2 separate regions of the Mus musculus genome follow, and region 2 is linked to region 1. Evidence: chromatin loops called from intact Hi-C (ENCODE). Cell type or tissue: left cerebral cortex. All regions are shown on one strand. Each heading gives the region's core, and the rest is flanking DNA. Links, peaks and the distances in the headings are about the cores only.

Region 1 (11,778 bases), core at 5,131-7,630:
CTTTGATCTGCACCTAGTTTCTTAGCTGATCTTACACTTCCCTATGAAACCCCTTCTGTGCCTGTTTTGCATCTTGAGGGGGCCAGTGCAGTGCCTGGACCACACGCTTGGGGGTGGGGCTGTTGTGGTTGCAAAGTCAACTTGGCTAGCTATTTGACATGGATCCTGTCTATTTATATCCACCTGTGTGCTCCCTCCTTTAGTGCCTGTAACGCCCCGGAAGCGTCCCCTTGTCACTGCTCCGTCCTCACTCCCAGCGTGGCTCCTGGGGTGAGCTTCCAGGACACCAGAGGCCCTTTGCAGGATTAGTCAGAGAGCTTTCCTTCCCTGACATGCATGCAGAAAAGTCCACCAGCCTCCTGGAGGCTAGGCAAGCATGGAAGACCAGTCTTCATTTATCTTCTAGCAAGCAAGACAACCGAGCAGTCAGCTTGGTTAAATGGAGTCAGGAGAAATGTCTATCCAACCTCCATCCATCCACGCCTCTCTCTATCTTCTGTCAGTCTCTGCCACGTATCCACCGTCTCTATTTATCTTTATCATTGATCCACATGCCTAGTTATCTAAGTACACACGTGCGCACACACAGGTGGACTGTTATATGTCTCTTACACTTAGAAGGTGTAAAAATGGACTTTGGGCCAGTGAGATGGTGACATGGCTTGTGACAGGGAAGCCTGATGTGTGACAGGCAAGGCTGATGATGTATGACAAGCAAGTCTTATGGACCGAGTTCAACCTCTGGGACCCATACGAGAATGGAAGGAGAAAACTTATTCCACAAAGTTGTCTATGACTTTCATGAGCACACTGTGGCACAACCCCACCCCATCTTGTATATACACAGTTATAGGTTTAAAAGGGTGACTGCCGGGGGCTGGGGAGATGGCTCAGCGGTTAAGAGCACTGACTGCTCTTCCGAAGGTCCTGAGTTCAAATCTCAGCAACCATATGGTAGCTCACAAACATCCATAATGAAATCTGACACCCTTTTCTGGGGTGTCTGAAGACAGCTACAGTGTCCTTAATAAATAAATAAAATCTTTTAAAAAAAGTTGATTGTCAATGGTGCCAGAGGGAAAACAGCTGACTTATTTGTAAATCACAAATAATTCAAATTAAATTTCTTATTAAAGTACTGTTATCGTAGAAACCCATTTCCAGTTGTACAAACTCCCCTTTGAAAGCAACTGGGTGGCCTGGGTTTGCCTGGGTTTGGGGGAGGTATCTAGACATGGAATGGTTTCTAACTATGACTCCTAATTTGCTGGTGTGTCCTCAGCCTGTAACCTCTTTAAGACCAGGCGGTATGCTGATCTTGAAGTACAGCTCCAGCCTTCAGGGGTCCTTCCTCTGTGAACACTGAGGGCCACATTTGGCCATGACTCCCTAGAAAGCTTTCAACATATCTAGGGGGAGCTTTCTGGTGTGCTCAGGCCTCTTCAGCTCAGAGATTTAGGGTTATGAATAGTAACCCACTATCTGGTCTACACTGGGGAATTATGGCTTATGCGATTGTGGGAATGTACTAGCCATTCAGTTTGGCAACCATTCCTGTGATCCAAATATTAATTTTTTTTTTCATGCAAAACAGTAGCACTGCTCTGGATCTGACACACCAGACAAGAATCTGGGAGGCAGAACTGTGACCACTGTGGGCTGGCTGCAGTCTACCCAGCACAGCGATCAACCACAGTACTATCTCCTGCTGTGAAGAGCCCTGGCTGTCGCTGTCTGTTAGTGTACCTTTCCACAAAGCAACAGACAAGACAGTTCCCAGTGGACACTGCCAGTTCCCCTCAGTGTGAGTATGGCAGGTGGGTGTCCCCTGTGAGCTGGCAGGGTGGCGCATGGCCCTGATGGGCCTCTCCTGTCTCTTCTCTCTTAGCTTTCATGCAGGGATTTCTCCGTGGTCTCTTGAAACGCTACTGTCCCTCAGACCTCAGCCCAGCTCCTCTGGCTGCATACTCTGCCATTTAACTTTATATCAGAAGCACTGAACTGACCCAGAAGTGATAGCGTCAAAGGCCAGATAGCAAAAGGAAGCAACTTAAATCCACCACCGTTATACTGTTTGCTAAGCTGTATCACCTGGCAGAAACTGCTCTGGTCTGAGTATGTGAAGATCCCCAAAGCCCACATGCTGAAGTGAATACCTGTGCCCCACCCCCCACCCCCAAAGTGGCATTGAAGGTTTTGTTATCAGAAGGTGTGAAGGTTACAGGTGGATCTTCATAAACGGGTTAGTGGACTACCCTGTCCATGAGAGGACACAGGAGCTAGGCACTGCCTGGGACGCAGTGACTCCTCCCTCGACACTGAATCTGTGGTGTTCAGGTGTGGGCTGTTTGCTTTCGTGAGTATGAGTACCACGTGCGCACTGCCCATGGAGGCCAGGGAAGGGCACTGGATTCTCGGGAGCTGCAGTTACAGAAGGGTGTGGGTCTGGGAACCTAGACCAACTAGCAAGTGCTCGTTGTTTTGTTTTGTTCGAGACAGGGTTTCTCTGTGTAGCCCTGGCTGTCCTGGAACTCACTTTGTAGACCAGGCTGGCCTCGAACTCAGAAATCCACCTGCCTCTGCCTCCCGAGTGCTGGGATTAAAGGCATGCAACACCACTGCCCGGCTAGCAAGTGCTCTTAACTGCATTTCTCCAAGGCCCAAGCAATGACCTTAAGTTCTCTAGTCTGAGGTGTTTGGTCACATGGCCACATAGACTAGAACAGTGACTTAGTCACAGAGACAGGGTTTCTAAGACTCTTGAGAGCAGGGGTTCTCAGCCTTCCTAATGCTGCGACCCTTTAATACAGCTCCTTATGTTGCTACTTCCTAACTGCAACTTTGCTACTGTTGTGAATCATAATGTACATGTCTGATATGCAGGATCTCTGCGATGTGGCCTCCAAGAAGGGATCACGAATAACAGGTTGGGAACCACTGCTCAGGACCAACAATCCTTCAGAATATAAGCAGAGCCGAGCAAAACACCCAGAGCCATCAGTAAGGATTGCTGTACCCAAAGAGGATTTTCTAAACTAAAGAAGAACTTTGAAGAAGCCTAACAAAAGCACTTCATTCCCACAGGAACCCCTTTCTGGAGTTCCTTTGGGCCACACAATGCTCCATGCTGCTCGATTATGTTCTTATTCATCTTAAAATGCGTGGGTCAGACCATCTTAAGCTGGCGTGACGCAGTCAGTGTTAACACCATGAGTGTCACAGCAGACACTCTATGAAGATGCTGCCTCTTTCTGTCCCACAACAGAGAGCTAAGCCCCACCATGGAATCAACCCCCGAAACGGAGCTGGAGTCGAGGGTGAATGCAACAACTGGGTGGAAGAGTTGGCTGTAAAACCAAAGTCTGTGGAAGCCAACTTCATGGTTAGGAAAGAGCTGGAAACGTGTGGGTGTGTGCTCAAGGCCCGAGGAACATTCCGGAAGTTCAGCAGATGTTTTCTGTTAGGAGGCATTGGAAGCCTCGAGGGCTGTCTGTATCTCCTTCTTGGGAAACAAGATGATTTAAGAAAAGAGCAGTTTTCTGCTAAACTCACAAAATGCAAAGCTTATTGGCATGGCGACCTTCAGACCCTTCCCAGGGAGCTCAGAGCACTGCCTTGGAAAATCTGTGACAGACATCCCACCTGCTGTGCATTCTGCCCTCTTATTTCCCTATCTCTCTCAGCTGCTAACAGTTTCTCCAGGACCGGAAGAGGTGAAGCCTTCCCTCCCTTTGGAAGACAATGTTGGAGTCACAATGGCTTTTCTTGGGTTAGGGTGTTTCTACATAAACATTGAAAAATGGGGACTCAGACACAAGAAGTCAGAGGCCTCTACTGGACAGAAGATGAGTGAATTAATGTTTAGGAAACATGTAGGATTTCATTTAAATATTGCATCTGCTGGAGAACGTTCTTCCGCATAAAGATTGGTGCATGGAAGATTCAGACTGTATTAACAAAATGTCCTTTAGGAGGAGCTGGAGATGGAAGCTACTCTCTGGTCAGTGACGGATGAGCTTGCACAAACATCCCACTCAAAACCTTGTTAAAGTCTAGAACTCCAGCTGGCTGGGGCTCTGGCAATCTAATCAGATTGCTCCACCAGCTTACTGGATATGTTGCTAACGTGGACCATATTCAAGGACATAAGATGCTTTTAGCCCTGGGAACATTACTCAAGCCACTGAGAATTTTAATGGTCTGAGCCACAGAGGGAACTTCTGAAATGACCAGGTTTCAGACAACCAGAGTGAGCCCCACACAGACCCTGCCAGCACCTAGGCAGTTTCCCTCCTAGAGGAGCAGGTGGCTTACAGCTTTCCTGCCAGGAAGATGATGGGGTGCACACATGACCAGATTAAACTGCATTAGGTCAGTTGTGTGGGAATTTACACGTTAAACAGTTTCATGGCAAATCTCCCAAAAACGTACCCGATTTTTGAAAAGTCCCATTTTTTTTCCCATGTCTTTCTTAAAACTGGACTGTGTCACCCAGGGAATATTACACACCTCGGAGGAGGAAGGATTTCACAAGACTAGGCTCAGCCCAGTCGTTTTTGGTCATTTGTGGGAAAACAACCAGCGAGGGAGTTCTGATTTACAGAACTATAGTTCGGGGCCAGCCAAGCTTGGGGGCTAATTAAACACCCACCAGGTTGACCCGCACTGCCTGGTCCTCATGTCCCCAAGTCAGATGGGGTCAGTGTCTCTGGCAAGGTCTTAGGGTGACCTATGATGAGTAACCCAAGGAGGTTTTTCTTAAAAAACAAAACAAAACAAAACAAAAACCAGTGCAGCCCATGATGGCCTAGAACTGCTATGTTTCCAAGGACGACCCAACTCTTGAGAGCTAGGAGTGCTTTAAACACATGACTTAATCTAATTTTGCAGCTGGGACACAGGAGTTGTCCACCCAGGGACCTGGAGTAGGTGGGTAGCCGCTTTCTTTTGGCTTCTCCCTAGTGCCCCTCACTCTTTCCCTTTCTTAGCCTCCTTTTCCAACTGTTCCCAGAATGCCAAGCGCTGAGCTGCTGCACACAGTGTATGTGTTCTTTTACTCTCCCTGCCAATTAAACAAAACAAAACAAAACCAAAAAACTCACAACCAAAATTTGGCAGGAATTAGCAATTGACTTTTTTTTTTTTAATAAAATTCTCTAAGTTGGGCGGTGGGGGGCGGGGGGAGTTATTTCACATACCTAAGGAAGAAAATAGTTTTCTAGGAACGTGATCCAAAGGATGCTGTAATGAAGCCATGCCATGCTAACTTGGTTGATGGCTTCCAACTGCCACCCTCTCTGGGCCAGATATGTCTGCTTCCACGCACCAGTGATGGTGAATTCCTCCATTCCATTTCTAAGCAATGGTGACTCCAGACTCTCTGAAATCCCCACTTCTTCACTGATGCTATTTAAATTGGCAATGTGTTTCCCCATGGCAAACCCAGTCTCTTCCTTATCATGTAAAATGGCCAGGGAAATGAATTTCCAAGGAGGGGCCAGGAAGAGGACACAGAGGGAAAAGGAGTAAAACCTGCGTAGATTCAGTCTTTTGTGTTCTAAGAATAGCATCAAAGCCTCTGGCCAGCAGCTGATCATCCTAGAGGCCTGATGGTTGTCAGGCTTGCCAGTGTGGACAGCTCTTTTCTTAGGCTAAGGCTGCTCTTAAGCTGGTAGCGGCCTCTCTTCTCAACTCATCAGAGAGTTGCTGAAGTCTCGCTTTAGAGATCTCCTACTGAACTCAAAAGTCAAATAAAAAAAAAAAGAAATTAGTGACTGTGAAAAAAAAATAAGCTTGAGGAGTGAGTCTCATGCCCTCCATTCTCCCTCAACTTCTAAATCCAGCACGGATCTCACCCCAGCCCACTCCCTCCCATCTCCACCAAGGACCATTTATACACCGGGAAGCCAGGAGGCTCATTGCAGTCTCCCTCTGTCCTCTCACCTGATTCCCTCTGCTACACTTCCCTAAGTGGCAGTCCAAGTCTAGGCCAAGACTTCTGGCTTCCAGCTTTGATTTACTCCCCAAATGTCTTGTCTGCCTTGCCAAGATTGTGAAATATGCCACCTACACTGTTCTTAAAAAGTAAAAAGAGCTCAATGCTTTACTAATGGAAAATATGTATCCGTCACTAAGTGGGAAGGAGAAATAGAAACTCATTTGTAATCTCTCTCTCTGCTTTCTCTCTCTCTCTGCTCTCTCTCTCTCCTCTCTCAGCTCTCTCTCTCTCTGCTCCCCCCCCCCCCCCACACTAAGCAAGCTCCCACAAACAAAGAGCCCATCCCTAATGACCCATTTGAATGAATGACAGATCTGGAACACAGAGGCAAAGGATAGCTCAGGACACTGTGGGGGTGGCTTTTTGGTTCCGGGTCAGCACAGGCCACCTCTCTGTGGACCTGCCTGGCAGAGCTCTGCTGGGAGCAGCATCCAAGACTCCTGTGACGCATCTCTGAGTGACCAGCATGGGAGCCTTATCTCCAGACAGACAACTGTGGGGGTGGATAGACAGCTGGCTCGGGGAATGTTTCCAAAGCCCTCCGACTGTCATGTACCGTTAGCAGGGCTCCCTGCACGCTTGGCAGGCTTGCTCCAGCTGGAGCGGCTTTATGCCCAAGGATGGTAAGACCGTGGGTAACTTGCATTAGTCATGTTGGTCAGCCTGTGGCTGGCAAGGCTCAGGACTTGGAGAATTCAGGGGCTTGGCTTGAACCAAAAAATAAAACCACAGAACATTCTCGCATTTACAAGGTCGCTTCTCTGAGATCTGCTTGTGCAGTTTACAGACCTGTTCTTAAGGAACAGCAGATCTAAGGCTGATGTCATTGCGTTCTCACCTGCCGGCAGCGACTGCCTGCTGTGCTCTCTCTCAAGAGAAGTGGGGTGGAAGGGAAATTCCTATCGTGACTTTGAATGGATTTCTGATGGAATTCAATTACAAGATGTTCAGGACTTATCGTCTGGGATTACTGGCAGAGTTTAGGAAAGGGATGGGAAGGGCTGAACTCAGCTGGTACAGCGAGTGCCTAGCGTGTAGTGCACGAAGTTCCTGTGAAGAGCCGTCCTTGCATATGTATGTAAGATGTTAAAATGTATAAATTAAACATGAAAAGGGGATGGAGCACTGTGGTATTCCCCTAAGGCAAAGGGCATGCTCTCTGCCCACAGACCTTCTGCTTGGCCAGATCTCATCATGCCTGGGGTTCCTACCTCAGAGGAAGGGCAAGTAAGTCCCCAGATGAGTGGTTTGGGAGATCCGGGGTGTGGCAGGAGCTGAAGGCTTCCCATCTCCAACCTGTGGTCTTCTGAGACCATCTTGACCCTCTGACTGCAGGAGCAGAGCAACTTCTGTGTGTACCTTCCCAACCTCTAGGCTAGCTGGTGAGTGAGGAAAGGAAGGATGGTGTCACACCCTCATGGGACCGCAGACTGACGAATGGGCTGAGGGCGAGTGAGGAGAGTGGGGCAGAGCCCACAGACTGACGAGGCCCCAAAATGGTGGCACACCCCTGGTTCGAAACTCACGAGTGTTCAGTAAACCAACCCCCTGACACCTTCTCTTACTTAGCATGGCAGCTTCCCATCACAGGTAAAAGAGAAGCAACTTGTTTCTACATGGAGGAAACCCTGGGTCTGCAGGGCTCCCCGAAGCTGTCTCTCTGGGCCATTGTAGGGAGAATGCTGGCCAACCTGGCATCCTCTTAGCCAGTGACTTGAGCTCTAATTTCCTAGGAGACATGTGCTGGCCCTGTGGAGGAAACAAGGGCTTTGGTTTTTTTGTAAACTGACCTTGCAGGGTTCTCCTGCTCCCTGGTTGTCTCTTTCCCTGTGCATTTCTAGCAGGCTGTGGCGATTCCCTGTGTGCCTTTAAACTCCATGGTTTCATTTTGACCTGTGTTTGAATGAGCTTTTAACTGACAACCAAATCTAGGAGAGCAAGTGGCAGGACCGGAGAGGAGGTGGGAGTTGGCCAGGAGGCCTGCGTGGCCAGGAGGCGTGGATGGACCTAGGTTTCTGTGTTGAATGCTTTAGTGGGATCTCATCCAATCCCAGCAATAGCAGGTGATGCTTCAGCCACTGGGAAAAGAGTCACCTCCGAGTGTGCTAAGGCTTGGTGGGAAGCAAGCAGCAACAGGAAGCTGGTTGTTGGCTAAAGACTGAATGGGAGACTGGGCTGCCTCAGCTTGCTCTGTGGCTGGGAGTGTAGAGTGTGTGTTTAGGTACAGGAGCGTATGTTTAGTGTACAGGAATCCCCGTGTTCATTCTCCAGCACAGAGAAGAAACCCGCAACTTCAAGTTCCTTGGGCCCTTTGTCCCAATAGTCCCGATAGCCATAGGGAGGGACACAATGTCTCCTTAGCATATCTCTCTTCAGGAAGTTTCCACCCCACCATTCATATTCCCGCATGCTCAGCTTCCTGGGACTTTCTGTGCCAGTTGGGTCCCAAATGGACATCAGCACTGTCATGTAACTGCCACTGGAGAGGGGCAGCCAATGTTACTCACTCTCCGAGGAGCCGCACAGCGCGGCTCTTGAGTCGGGCAAGAGGACAGCCTTTTCTTTAGAATGGGAGTTTGCTTTGGCCTGTCTCGAAGGACAGCAGAAAATATAGATGAACACCGAAGAATCAAAACCTAATACTAAAAGCCTCACTCCCTCACCATCCCAACGCATTTCAGCAGGATTGTTGTTTTATGTTATGTGGGTTTGAGTCGTAAGGGCTGCGCTCACAGAAAAGTCATCCTGACGTCACTTACACCAGAGGCTGCTGGGGGCGTGGCTTCAGGTTCTGAATTCACCACCCCCTTTGGTCAGCTTTCAAGTGAGCTTGCCCGAAAACTGCAAAGAGACTCAGGTTTACCTCACAACAGTTGCCTCCAGCAACCTCAACCGGTTTATCTCCAGCCTTTCCTGAGTGTGGATGGCCCTAGGCTGTCTCTTCCATCCTTGGAATGGTTATCTAGATCAACGTCCCTCAAGGGAAGAGCAGCCTAGGTTCTTAGTCATCCAGTTGACACTCAGTATCTGATGGTAGGCTTCCTTCTCAATCCTAATCTACACCTTCCAGTAAATCTTTCCCTTGTAAGTCTCCCTACAGCTGGGGCAGACACCAACCAATCAGTTACCTGCTATGGCCTCTTCCTGGACGTATGGATAAATCTCCATATTTCGCTTTCTGGGGATGAAAATCGCCCTCCACATCTTTAGGCAAGGTCTAATTGGCCGTTAAAGGAGGAAGAGGATATGGGGGCTCCCACAGAAGAGCAGACACTTCCAGGGCAGGAAATATCCGATAATTATTCCTGCCACAATTAGATAGGGGGTGGGGAGGAGCGAGAGGAAGTGGAGGGATTCTCAGGAATCCCTTGGGAAAACAGGAATGAGGCAGGCCGTGCACTAATATGGGCTTCTCTCTGCTGGGGAAGGGACACCATCTGTGGGTGAACAAGTCACAGGCATTGCAAAGAGGAAGACAAGCAGAACTGGGAGGGATCCTGCAGGGGTTCTCAGCCTTCCCAACACTGCCACCCCCTAATGCAGTTCTTCCCGTGGTGACCCCAACCATAACACTACTTCCCTTGCTACTTCATGGTTGTAATTTTGCTACTGTTGTGAATTGTAATGTAAATACTTTTGGAGATGAAAGTTTGTCAAACTGGTGGAGATCCACAGGTTGGGAAGTATTGCTTTAGAGGGTGACTGTCCGAGCCTGGCTCACCTCTCTTCCCCTCTGCAGATGAACGGCCCACAGCAGTCAGCTTCCAGAGACGTTCTTGGAACTGCCTGCAAGTCTTTGGAATATGCCACAAGCTCCACATGGGCGCTCTTGACCACAATTGTAGATTTTTTTTCCCCCTCACTGATCAATTCAGGCTGTTAGGATTTCAACCTCTTCTTTCTTTTAGAATCTTAAGTTGAAGTTTGTCATCTGCACCAATTATTGTTGGAAATCTTAATAAATCACCATGAGAAGAAACAGAATGTGTGTATGAGAGACAGAGAGGGAGAGAGAGAGAGAGGGAGAGAGAGAGATCCAGAACAGAAGCCTACAGACTGCTCAAGTTTTATGGGCATCTAAGGAGAACTAAGATATTAAAATACCTTATGATATTATGATATCATGATTCATGATTAAGAGGTTTTTTCTTTAGTGAGCTAGAGACTCAGTCATCAGCGCTCACAGGTTGTGTAGACTGAGAAGTGAGGTGGCCCCTCCTGGGATGGGTAGAAAGTCTCCAAAGGAGCTATGGCCATTGGTTGTCTCCACTCTCACACACAGGTTACCAGAGATTGCTCCATTTCTCCGTAATCCCGCTGACCACTTGGTTAGTAAGGCATTAGCTACAGGGCAGGGTTTTAACTCTGCATCCTTTGGTGTTCAGGAGCTTATGCAATGTCACTGGGACAGGTCATGGTTAGACCCATTATTAAAGATCTGCCATTAGCAGGAATGAATACTTCCAAAGCTCGGAGATAGCCACAGACGCTGCAGCAGCAGGCAGCTAAGTCTAGCCTGGGCACGCTTGTCTGGTTACTGACTTGGTGGAAGGTACTTCTTTTGCAAACCCAAAGTCCCAGCCTGCTGCAAAGCTCGGGCGGGAGTCACCAGATCTATGTCCTGAGGACTTTGACCCATGTAGGGGTCAAGGAAAACTTCTTCAATCAATGTAGGATTCTGGACTCACAGTTTCCAATGAGATTTTTCAAATTCAACCCAAAGCAAAGAGAAACAACAAAAACTGACCACAGCACTACTAAAAGTAGACACATTTTTCCACGAATGAGGAAATGCCCTAAAAATAATTTTTGACCCCACTCATTTACCCACATTTATAAATTACTTGTGACCCGAATATTGAATAAACAGCAGGAAAAGATACCGCCAGACACAAACAAGAGGCTTCCACGGATACATGTCTGTTTAGAAAATAGTTGTCGATACATAAATAAGGATTTGATTCAAGTTTGGTTATAATCCCAAGCGTTCAGAGTCCCATGGGAACGAGGACTCACTGACCACAGGCTTGATGTGAGGGGAGCTCTCTGGGGTCCTCGGCTGCCTGAGGGGGCCTCTCAGGCATGCTCAATGCTCTGTATAGAATTCCTCTCCGAGGAACATGCTGGGAACGTCATTGAGAATCACCATCAATGGAGTCAAAGGCTGTGAGAACAGCTCCCCAGTCGCCGGAGGACGAGTTTCCGTTGCTCTGTGGAGTAGCCAGCCTGAACTCAGAAGTCACAGATCGGACTGCTCACCACCATTGGAGTTTTGAAACAGGACTTTTGATGGAGCATCCTCCAGCGGTTGGCAGCCTGGAGGACCTAATGCTAAGTCTCACCTCTACCTGGTGCTCCAGGTGTCCAGAGTCCTCCTGGCTCTACTTTCTGAGGCTGTTTGGCCGGGTCATTATGTCCTTGGGTGTGTGTGGGGGAGCGGGGGTGGGAATGAAGGCATTGCTGTCTTCCTTGGAAGATGAATCTCTTAAGCTCTTGGGACTGTAGTCTTCAGGGGCTGCCATTTGACCTAGAAAGTCCCAAGGGCAGTTGTTCTCTGACCTTTCTAGAGAACACCAAGAGGAACAGCAAGGGTCCTGCCGGGGTACTGTGCCTTAGGACTGTTGACATCCTTGTGACCAGAGTGAGGCGCACATAATGCATGTGAATAACACATTCCACACATTACCCCATATCAAGTAAAACAGATACTTAATAAAGCTGAATTGGCTTGAGCCAGCAGCACACAGTATGCTGGTTGGAAATGTTTAACTAATACATAT
Region 2 (11,778 bases), core at 5,009-7,508, 110 kb after region 1:
GCGGGTGGCTTACCCTCTCTAGGCGTGGGAAGAGAACACATACGTGCTTGGTTTAATCTTCACGATTTCTGCTGTGTGGACGTTTTCCAGGAATGCTTGTGGTGTGTGTGCGCCGGGTCCAGTAACTAGAATCACCTGCTGGGGGGAGGGGGCAGTTAGGTTTATCCGACCAAAGTTCAGGTTCTCAAAGGGAAAGTCCAGTCCCCAGCGTCTCTCCCGCTCTCCAGGTCCGCCGGGGTTTGTGCCAGGATCCCGCCTTAGAGGTAATGTGCTGGGTGACTCTGCCGGGCTGGCAGGAAAGTACTGAGTCGGTCACTCAGCCTTGGCAGGAAGGGCATCACAAGGAGAATCTGGAAAGGGCAGTGGATCAGGGCAGTGGGAACCATAGACTTTGACCTGGAAATTCCAGGCGGGGGGATAATGAGCGCAGCAGGCTGGCAGGCGTGTGCTTCCCTAGCGCATTGTCTGGACTTTCCTTACGCACTGTGCACCGGGGCTGGGGGCGGGGGCCCTGGGCTCAGACTTTTTTATTTTTTTTCTCTTGCGTTTTCCTCCCATACAAGAGCAGGCCTGTGGGAGGCAGGGCACCACTGAGGTTGTTGATACCTTTGTAATTTTGTCTAAATAAAGTCAAGAATTAAGAGCAGAGGAAGTGTGTGTGTGTGTGTGTGTGTGTGTGCGCACGCGCGCGTGCGTGCGCACATGCACATCTGTAATTTCAGCATCTGGGAGGCTGAGGCTGGAGGCTAGCAGTGAATTCAAGGTTGCATAGAGACTTCCCTGGCCAGCTTGGGCTACAGAGTGGGACCCTGTCTTAAAAGACCGTGTAAGAAAATGAACAGGAGGAGGTGCAAGGAAGACCACAGACCCCCGAGAGCTAATGTACATACGTACAAGGGTCTTGTGGGATTTCCTTTTGTTTTGGAACCATTGTGGCCGTGAATGGGTTTGCCCAATCGCTTCTCTCCAGTGGCTTATTCTTTAGAGGGCTTTTGGCTTTTCCGGCGGTTACTGGGAAGGTGAAGGGGTGCTTTTTGCAGAGGCAGCATCTGAGAGTGTAGTCGGAGGCCTTGGATTAGGCAGGGTGCTCTCAATGCCTCCCATCCTGGACTAGACGGAGATACCCCTGGACCTCAGTGCCTCCAACTGCACCTTAGCAATCCCAGGAATTCCTGTGGGTTGGACAGCTCCATGAGAACCTGTGTCAAAAGCACCGCTGAGGTACTGAGGAGACTCTTGCTTCTTCCTTTCCTTCCTCCCCTGTGTTCCCAGGGTGCTGGGTCCAGACTCTTAGATACAGGACAGGGCTTGTGTGCTCTGGGCCTTTGGATTTCTTTAAACAGAATTCTGTGTTTCCTGGCTTTGTGCCTTTGCACAGCTGGACCACGGAGGCCCATCTGCCCGGTATGGAGCTAAATGACCATTCTTCCATGGTCCTGGCCTCAATGCAAGCCCCAGAGGTTTTGTTTAGAAAGTTGGGTTTTTTTCTGTTACATGACAGGCACAGTTGCTGGAGATGAAGCAGGATCTGTTAGGGGCTAAAGTCTGGGCAGGCACCCAGATGCCTCTGTGCTGGCTTCTTTTCCTCCAGCCACCAGCCATGGAGGGGACTCTCCCAGAAACCTCACAGGAAGTGGTTCGCAGAAAATGCTCTCTGCATGCCAGGAGCCTCTGTTCAGATTCATGTCCCTGCTGCGTGTTGGGAGTGTTTAAGACATCTTTTGTTGTTGTTGTTGTTGCTGCTGCTGCTGCTGCTGTGGTTGCTGCTGCTGTTGTTACCAGCAACAGGCTTCTGCTTTCAAAGTGTCTTAAACTGAGCAGCTTGTGTCTTCTGTCCTGTGAACACAAGGTTCTACGTGATCTATGGAGGACACCTGAGGACTAGGAAGGTTGGGGCAGAAGATAGGGCAACACGTCCTTGAGTCTGGGGGCAAAAGGAGGCAAAACCAAAGTTTTCTTTAGAGAATTCAAAATTATGCAACAGCCATGCCTTTGGCCAAACTCTCTGGCTAAGGCACCCATCTCTAGCAGGATGTGATGGGTAGGAGGGGCCTTAAGCCAGCAGTCCTCTGTGTGTGTGTGTGTGTGTGTGTGTGTGTGTGTGTGTGTGTGTCTTTGAGGAGGGAGGAGAATGGCTTTCCTAATCCCCAGCTGTAAGCTTTGCTGGCGGAACATTGAGACCTTAAGACAAGTTCTGGGAATTTGAGAAAAGAAAAAAAAAACAAAACTGTCTGCCATTTTTAGTTATTGCAGCAAAATATACACTACAAAACCTTTACTGTTTGAGTCACTTTTAATGCAGCTCATTGGCCTTGGCTATCTTCCCACTGTTTCTCAGTCCCCTCACCATCACCTGTCTCCAGAGCTCTGCACACTTTAGGATGTGGGACCTTCAGTGCCCAGTTCTGGGCCTGCCCTTAGTGGACAGAATATAACGATAAGGTTGCAGAAGAAGGGTGGGGTCTGCTGGAGTGTCCCTGACCTGAGTCCACGTGGAATCTACAGGCAGGTTGTGGACAGCATAGTGGCTACAGGTGCAACCCCACCCAGGGTGAAGAGACTTTGCTCTTTGTCTTGGTTACTGAAAACTATGGCTAACCCTCTAGTACAACCAGAGTAATACCAAAAGCTGGAACAACTAGACAATTATTACCCGAGATATATCGACTGGTAACACCAGGCTTAAGACACAGAAGGGAAAAGAGATTGTTTTTTCAAAAAATATTCAAAGTATATTTTATCATCTAAATGTAATTTTTAGAAAAACTGCCCATCTCATTGTGGCTTGCAGGATCTATTTGTTTGACTCAAGCTGACTAACCACACAGTGGTAGCAAAGGTTCTACAGAACTTTCTAGATGTTAATATGTTCTGTATAAAAGCTTTGCATAAAAATGAACCTCAGTGGAACCCGGTGATTTAAGGATGTAAATGAGAGGGGTGTAAATGAAGCGGTGGTTTTCTTTTTCTTTTTCTTTTTTCTTTTTTAAATGGCTCCAGTTAAAGACCAGGGAACTGGGCTTAGCTCTGTTTCCAGGCAAACTATAGTTTAAAGTTGGAGCCATTTGACTGAAAAGCTATTCTACTTCATATTTACTTTCATAATAAATTATGAATGACTTAGCTCTGGTAAATATTTTTCTTAACTTCCCTTGGAAATGACAGGCTTTCAGACGCAACAACAAGGTTCTACAGTTACATAGCATTCTGTTGGTGAATGAAAGCCGGTCCCGGTGGGTGCTACTGAGAGTCAGTGTGGGTTTCTTATGTCTTGGGAGGAGCAGTCTGTCCTGGGGTCCCCAGGGACATATGGTCTGGCAAGGACCTCACTGTGCAGCTGATTGAGGAAGCCCTACAGGTACCACATAGGCACCATCCACCACAGAGCCACAGTCACTGTGGAGCACAACAGAGAAACCACAGCTTTGACCGAAGGCAGTTGCTTCTCGGCTGTGGTTTCCCTCGTTTTTTTTTTTTTTTTTTTTTTCGTCTGACCATAAATGTGCAATGTTTTAGGTAGCTCTTTTGAAAGTGCCATTTATGGTCTACACAGTAGCAGTTGGGGTGTACCAACCATTACTGTCCATATACTTAGGAGGGTTTTCGCTTCACACTGCTCACGCTGGCTTGTCCCCAGGAAGCACATCACATAGAAGTCTTCCAGATGGAACGCCTGCCGCTTATCAAATGCCCCGACGGCGCTCCACTGTCTTGGTGCGTGTTGGTGATCCGGCTGCACTTATTACATGCACTTTCTGTTTACATTTTGTCTGAGTTTTCAAGCACAATTTTAAGGACACAAATCAGGTGATGTTTCCAAGGGCTGCATTTCATTTTAGCGGTTGTCATATGTAAAGGGTGCAAAGTCTTCCATTTCCAAATTGAAAAACCGATTGAAGGTGAGCCCTGGCAGAAGGATCTCTCTTACATTCTCCTCTCTGGGTGGGATTAATCTAGATTCGTTCTCCAAAACATGTCCCATGCCAGACAAGCAAGGTGAAAGTCCTCCGTGGCTGCACACGAGGACATTTCGTAGTCTCACTGGGTTTGGTTAGTAACAGTTCCTGAACCAAGACCTGCTTGTATATAAAGAGATTTGAGCAGCCCTCTGCTGTCCTCAGGATTTTCCATCCCAGAGCAGGACACTCAGAATGGCAGCGTCACTCTCCACATGCACAGATCACCACTACTATATACTCCTGGCTATTCCTCTCTGAGGTTCTCAGCCTCTGATTGGACCACACATTCGGTTTGTAACACTTCTTCTTCCTGTTGGGATGTCCTCATTTGCTACCCTAGATTCTGGCTTGGAGCTGTGACCCTGCAATCTCCATGAGCCATATACAGGTGCCCTGTGGCCACACACGGTCATCCACAAACGACATTAGCCTCTGCCTTCTTTTCAGCGATCCCGTGTTACGAGGCAGTGATTGGCCCTGGAAGTATTAGTTTCAAACACATTCTTCTCCTCCCTCTTGATAGGAGGGAAAGGACTGCTGTCCTCTGTCTCCCACAGAACAGGGAACAATTTGTGGCTTTCCCCTCTCTATCCTCATTTGTAGGTCTGGCTCTTGTTGGATTTCTGGTTGGAAGGATGGACTGGGATGGCACTTGGGAATTAGAACAGAATCAGTATTACTCCATGCATGAAAGTCTGTATTTTCCCTTCTGTAGATAAACGTAATCATACATTAAATAAGCCTTAACAATGAGGAGAGCATGAGCCACTCTGTATGGCAAGCAGAATGAAAAATTGTCACATGGATTTGATGACAGTGTAAACAGTAGTTAACAATAGAATTACTGAATAAGAGGATGGAACCCTCTATCATCTGTTGTGAAATAGGATGTACCAAAGCTTCTGTTGGTTTCTCTTTCTTGCTTCCCCTCCACTCTGTCTACACGAGAGTAGAAAATGGCACACTATCAGCAGTGGTTTAAAATATTTAATTGTTCAGTGAAAGATGGTGGGGTACTCCAGCAACTGGCTTCGCCTCGGGTCAGTCATTCCTGAACTATCTCCCTAGTCACGTAGGCTTCTTTCTTTCCTCCTTTTCATTTAGCTACAAACTAAGGCTCCCTAAAGGCTCAGCCAGTGGAATGCGGAAGGATAAATAATCCATTGTTTCTGCGCACTCACATCGTGTGGGAAGAGAACCCTTCTGCTCTGTTGCTGCTATCTGTGGTCTCTGAGAGAAAGGTGTTGAAAGATGGCCCTGATGATGGGCAGTCTTTACTCTGTACAGAGCGGTAGGGTGTATATGATGTGCTTGGTGCAGAGTCAAACCAGAGCGTGTGCTTGGAATGGTTCCTGTAGTGTAGGAATGCACAGAGAGTGCGCTGGGTCAGAGAGATAGTGAAAGGCATCAGGAATTCCCCAAGAGCTCCCAGATTCCACACGTAGCCCATTGGGGACCTCTCTGAAGGTACAGTGTGGAAAAGATGGTGGGATTTGACCTGAGGGTCAGATGTAAGAAGTGGTAGTAGGTGATTGAATTCAGAGGCTGAGGCAGGATAAGAAGATAGGACTGGGGAGGAGGGAAAGAGGAGGACTGAGAGGAGGGGGAAAGGAGAAGGACAGAAACAAGCTTGGTCGTCATCTCCAAGATGGAGGAGATAGCTCTCCTCCACTTCTTCATGCCTGGCTGTGTAACATTAGTCTTTCTTAAGGACAACTGGGAAACCATCATGGCCTGACTTGTGTTGATAGTCTTTGCGAGGTCAATGGCTATAATATTGGGAGGGGAAGAGGAAGTGTTCTGACCTCGTGGACCAGTGAGAACAGCATGCAGGGATGCGGAAGGTAGGCGGCCATGTAGTGAAGGATGAGTTCTGTCTGAAAGTAGGGACTTTGCTGAGCCCACCTCGATGTCCCTGGCTGGTGACTCAGAGTCACGGGAACCATCTCTCTAGGTCATCTCCTCCGTGGGTCCCTGTGGGAATACATGCTCACCAACTCATCACGAATGTTGCTGTCCAATGGCCACCGTCACATGACAGCTAATTATAGCCTCATCTGTCTGCAGCTGGAGAAAGACTTAATACTCTGGAGACGAGGCACTGGACTTCATTATGTGTTCCCTATGGGGTGTCCTCTTCCCCAGCAAGAACATTTGATGCCCGCCCCCATCCAGTGGGAGGGAAGAAAAGCAATGAGAATGAGTCACCAGAGTTGCATGATGGGAGGAAAATAGGACCAGAAGTGTGGTCACATGTTGGTTCGACTCGAAGCCAAGCCGACACCCTCGCCTCCGCAGCCTGTGGTGTTGGTGGGAGCCCACATGGGTTCTGCAACTTGGTCTCAAATGAGAAGCAGATGGGTCATGAATTGTGCTGGCAAAGCCTTAGTCATATTATTGGGGGTGCAGAGAAGGAGGAGAGAGGAGCCGAACATTAGGATTTCAACTGGCTTGCTAATTTTTAATTTTATGTTTTGCCAAGAATGTATCAACACTTGTAGTTGTTTTCAAACTGGGGCAGAGTTATTTTGTAAGTTTACAGGGTAGTAATGGTTGTTCTGTGTCTGTATTCCATTATCAAAAGAGACAGAAATGATATTTTCCTGAACTAAATTCTCCTCTCAGCTGAATGAAGATAAAGAAGGGTTTCACATCTCCTGGGGAGTTCTTTCTGTCTTTAAAAAAAAAAAAAGCAAAACAAAGTTATAAAATAATGATATAAGTGTAGGTGATGGCGGGTATGAGCCCCTTAGCCTGCGGGGACAATATTTTTACCTTTGAATCAACCAGGCTTATTTTTGGAAGTCCAAAAATGCTGTGCAAAAGTCAGTTTTTGGTTTGTTTTGGGGACAGAGAGCTCTGGGCTTCACACAGGCTTAGCGCCCACTAGTAGCCTATACTCCTGCCCCCCTTACTTTTTATTTTGAGACAGGGTCTCCCTAAATTGTTTAGCTTGATCTTGAGCTCACTGTTGACCCACGTGGACTCTGAATGTGGAATCCCTCTGCCTCAGCCTCCCAATTAACTGGTACTACAGGCCTGTGCCATCAAAGCTGACTCAAACCTAATCTTTTAAGCAGTTATTATTTAGGCGGTGATATTTGACCCCATATTGTGATCTCTACTTAGTTATGTTAATTTTCTAATTCTATATAGTTGAGGAGACATTCTATGGATATTTCCAGTTTTGTACAGGGTTGCATCCCCTGACCATAGCACCCATAGCACATGAAAGGGCGGCTCACCATTCTTCCTTCATTGGTGTGTGCTTTTAATTCTGCTCTGGTAGCCCTGAAATGCATGTTTCCCCATTCACATATTTCTTTGGTTGGGTAAGTAATTATTCTGAAGACCCCTGAGGAAGCGCCATGACAGGAAGTGCAGTGGACTAGCGACATCCTTAGGAAAGTATTTTGACATTTTTCACAGGATAGGAAATGTGAAAACAAATCTGAAAGATAAGCCGTCGAGGCTTTGCAGAGCTCCACATGTCCCTATTTGGAGGGATGGGAAACATAAAAACTGTTCAAGCGGATGTTTGGTGCCCATCCCCATCAGCAGCAAGGGAATTTCAGAAATGCAAGGACATCCTGTGTGCTCCTTCCAAGCCTGACTCTGATAGCACACATGTCATGGTTAGGGAATCTGTAGGGCAGATCACCTCTGCATGGTGGCATGTGCTCTGCCTCGCTCACACAGTGCTCTGGCACAGCAAGCATCTTGTCACTGGCCTGTCACATGGCGTCTGGTGATGTCTTCCGTTCAGGGACAACCTGGAAGAGTCTTCATCTCACTGAAGGCCATTGACCTCTATCTATGTCCCCTACCTTCTTTGGCAGGAACACTGTGCACTGTGAAGTTGTCAACCTACCATAGTTTACTTATGCCAGCATGGCTGATGGGTCTACTTTCTGGAAACCTTGATGGGAGTGTTTTGCTAATACAGGTCGTTTTAACCTGTCCCGAGAGGTTTGCAGAGACAGAGAATATAAAAGGTATTTGAACTGGGGATTATTCCCTAGGGCCTTCTGCATTCCTTCAATATTGTGCCTTCTGCTTCTGTTTAATGTGGCCTCGGCTATTGGAACATTGTCTGTGCCCATGTCTGAAAGGGGACTGGAGGCAGTACTGGTTACACTCTTGTTACTATGAGCAAATACACCACAGGAAGCAACTGAAAGAGAAGAAGGGTGTACCCTGGCTCACACTTTGAGAGATGGTCCACCATGGAGAAAGCATGGGAGCAGGTGGCTCCTTAGTGCCAGAGGCGTGCCGGTGGGGCACTTTGCTTCACATTTTGGTGGAACAAGAAATACAGAGAAAGAAGTTTAGCTGAGCTATCAAGCCTCATGACCCACCCCAGTGACCCACTTCCTTCATTATGGCCCTGATGCCTAAAGGCTCCACACCCTACCAACATAGTGTCACCAACTGGAGACCATGTATTCAAATACTTGAGCCCAAGGGAGAGGCCATTCAAACCACAACACAGGACTTGGGGAGTGTGCTCTCCTGCCTGCTTCCACGTAGAGATCTTTGCATGCTCCCACTTCTGACTGCAATGATGGGTCGAGTAGGGAGTGGCGAACAGGACTTTCAGAAGAGACGTGGTTTTCATTCAGTTCCCTCCAGTTCTGGAAACGTAATTGTTTTTTGTTTCGAGCTTGAAAGCCCTCTGTGGTGCCTTCCCCTGTGTAGTTGGGTTCTTCACTCTCTAGTCTGTGGATGGTCGACTTCTGTGAGAGAGACTAAGTCTCATATGGCTTGTCCTTTGAGGTTACGAGGCCACATTCCAGGGCCCCAAGTGGGCAGCGTTCCTGACCCACTTCCTCTTGCCTGAATCTCATGGGAAGCAAGAACAGGACTTAGCTAATCCAATTGACCCTAGGAGGGGAAGGGACTGTGCAGTTCACAGAATGTTCCAGTTCCTCCCGTTCTAGAATCTGAAACAGATGGGGCTGGGAGCTGGTGGGCGTGGCCCAGTGTGCTCCAGACAGGGAGAAGAATGAGCAGGCCTTGTAAAGTCCTTCAGATCCGGAGCCAAGGGGGCACCACTGGGTTCACCAATGGCATACATCTTTCCATTTTGCTGAGGGGCCTCAGGAAGTCAGGAAGTTGTGTTTGTGACACAACTCTTCTCATGTGAAGTCCCCAACTTAACCTCAAACCTATGCAAGCCATAAAGTCCTAGCAGGTCACCATGTGCGGAAACAACTGTGAACAAAGACTCGTGTTTTAATTAGTTATTTCGGATGTAAATGTCAGACCTGACTGGACAGGGTCTCAGGGTCTTAGCTCTGATGGTTTTACCTCTGTGCCCTGGACTATAGCAGAACAAGCCCCTGTGTTGGGGAGAAATCCAGCAAGGGCCACTTTATAAAAATGGAAATCATGAGGGATCCAAATAGAGACATTTCAGCCTTAATCCTACTTGACAAAGTGAACACATCACAGGACCTGTGGCTGTTTTTCTAAAACATGATGTTTGTTTCCAATCAAGTCATTTACAGAAGATTCAAGGCCAACCAGAATAGGACATAGGATGCGTGGTCTCCAACGCTTCTCTCGGTCAGGTTGGTGGTCTTTTTCCTGTAAGGCCAGCACCAGGAAAGCTGAGCAGAGCATTTAGAGTTCGAGGCCAGCCTGACTTATATAACGAGACCCTGTCTCCACTTCCTGCCTCCAAACATTTTTTTCTGCTTTTTTTTAAACTTTCTGAAAAAGCAAATCATAATTTATATGCTATTTGAATAGTCAACTCATCTGAATTGCTTTCTGGAGACCAGCACTTGGTAATAAGATTTCCTGCTTGCCTAAAAAATGAAAAAGATTTCCTTCGTCAATGAAGATATCCGTGTTGGCTCTAGGATTGGACATCTTTGTGTCTAGGCTGTAGGAAGAGGGGGCTCTCTATCTCTTTGGTTCTGGATTCTGTCAAGAGTTTCTTAAGACCTGGAGTAGGTCCCAGGCAAGATGCCTACTAGTAACCCTCCCCTCTGGGCTTCTGTATTGTAGGCCTTGGGCTTCACTGTCTCTGCCCAGGATGGGGATTGCAGTGTCTACTGAGCTTGTAGAATCCCCTGAGGGACATAGGAACAACTCTGGGAAATTGGTCAGAAGGCTTCCTGCAGGTGACTGGAATTGTGCTTCTTAGATGGCAGAAGCTTCAGAAAATCCCAGCCTCGCTACGCAGCAGTCTTTAGCTAAGGAGCTCCCCTTGGCTTTCACAGAGAAATCTAGCAACCCGAGGCTGTTGTTGAGTCTCTGCTAAATGTGGGCGATTGGGAGCCATTTCTCACACAGACCCTGCAGCTCCTGGAGTCTCTTGTTGGGCTAGTTTCTCTGAGTGAAATCAATGGGGGAAGGGTGAGGCCCTGTGCAAGTTAACGAGTGGGCTAGACTGCCCTGGCTTCAAAGCAGCAGGTTTAGGGAATGGCAGACACTAAGGAGGAGGATGGCCTTCCACCTGGGGGACTTGCACTTGCCTACCTTCTGGTGTTCATGACTCCATAGAAGGGATGGACTCAGCAATGGGTGGACATGCCACTAGTTATTAATTAGTAACCTCCTTTCTCAGTGTGGGCTTTCCTATCCAGGTACTTTTGATAAAACAGCCTGAACCAGCTTCGTGGCAAGCTCAGGTTGTGGTTAAAGGCACAGGGTATCTCCTGATATCAACATTTCATGGGGTCCAGGTAGTCAGAGGTGGGGACAGTTAAGTCAGTTTAAGTCTGCTGAGGTCCCTCGGAGTTTTTCTCTGTGTGTTCTAGAAGGTCCTTCTTCAGCTCAGGCTAAAGCCTTTGGCCCTGCTGGTGACTGGAACTCACATTCAGAAGCAGGCGGAGCACAGGGAGGTGCCTGACATTTGAAATGTCAGGAGGACTATGAGAACGCAGGCTGAAATGTCTGGGTTGTGAGTCAGAGAGAGGAACAGACCTGACCACTGGGCTTTACTTGGCTGTCAAGTGTCCCCATCTACAAAATATACAATTAAGAACAGCTCACCGTCCTGGAGGCACTTGTTGGGCTCCAATATAAAATAAGTGTCTCCAGATGGGGTTGTTTTGGGCAGAGGATCTCCATGGTGATGCTGCTTGGAGGATGCTGTTAAAAATACAGGCTTCTCGTGAGCCAGGGACCATTATTAGCACACGTTTATTTTGAAGGAACCGTTACCACCTGAAGCAGACTATGGGTCTGAATTTTATTTCCGAGCTGACACGGCGCCTCTAATAAAGCTTGCTAAATGGTTCACCCTGTGTCCTCTCCTCCCTTTCAACACCACATCGCCGTCTATAACGGTTTAAAACTTGGATTCTACCAAGCGCTTTGCAAAGTGCGGCGTGCGTGTCTCATTCTGTGCTTGTTTTTTCTCCTCTTGGCCACTTTACATACCGGAAGCTGGGTTGGGTCCAGATTTCAATCTTGTCTTAGCATGTTGTGTTAAACCTCCATTTTGTGTCCGTACCTGAGAGGCTGGGATGCTTTTTACATGTGACCGTTGCTAGGTTCTCACTGTGCGTTTGAAGAAGTTCCTCTATAGCTCTTGCTGATGTCTGTTAGCAGACAGCAAATGCGGTTTGTAATAGCTTTCTTTAGATGAATATCCAAGCTTCCATTTAATGTAAACACTTGAGCATAAAAGTCCGCTCCTCCCTGATTCTTTCTCTAGTCTTTTGCAAAGTTTTAAGTCCTTGGAAACACAAGCAAAGCCCATTGCATGGAGCCCTGGTTCTCTTGTGAACTTAGGTGTGAAACCCTTAAATCAGAGTTGAGCCTATTGTTTGCCTTGCAACACTGTTCACACAATCCCTAGGTG

What was found. Peaks named below come from ENCODE experiments on the same cell type or tissue, not always from the same donor. Only the 100,000 strongest peaks of a DNase experiment are listed, where the experiment ranks them.
Region 2: a loop joins it to region 1, with 6 times the contacts of the local background. A loop is called at or near these places in 3 of 42 quality-filtered maps.

Annotation. Positions count from the first base shown.
Region 1 is chr8:11,377,359-11,389,136 of GRCm38, reverse strand. The region is part of intron 4 of Col4a2 (collagen, type IV, alpha 2); the gene reads right to left. Among named protein-coding and RNA genes, the nearest start is that of Gm46030, 43 kb to the right of the region's middle. In left cerebral cortex, for the core only: no CTCF peak of the experiment used is centred there; DNase peaks (open chromatin) are centred at 6,004 and 6,559; H3K4me3 peaks cover 303 bases; H3K27ac peaks cover 2,352 bases.
Region 2 is chr8:11,268,106-11,279,883 of GRCm38, reverse strand. All of the region lies in intron 1 of Col4a1 (collagen, type IV, alpha 1), which reads left to right. It overlaps Gm32709 (a long non-coding RNA gene), which reads right to left. Exons shown (of 4, transcript XR_003947506.1): 2 at 14-135. Among named protein-coding and RNA genes, the nearest start is that of Gm32709, 13 kb to the right of the region's middle. In left cerebral cortex, for the core only: no CTCF peak of the experiment used is centred there; a DNase peak (open chromatin) is centred at 6,211; H3K27ac peaks cover 1,713 bases.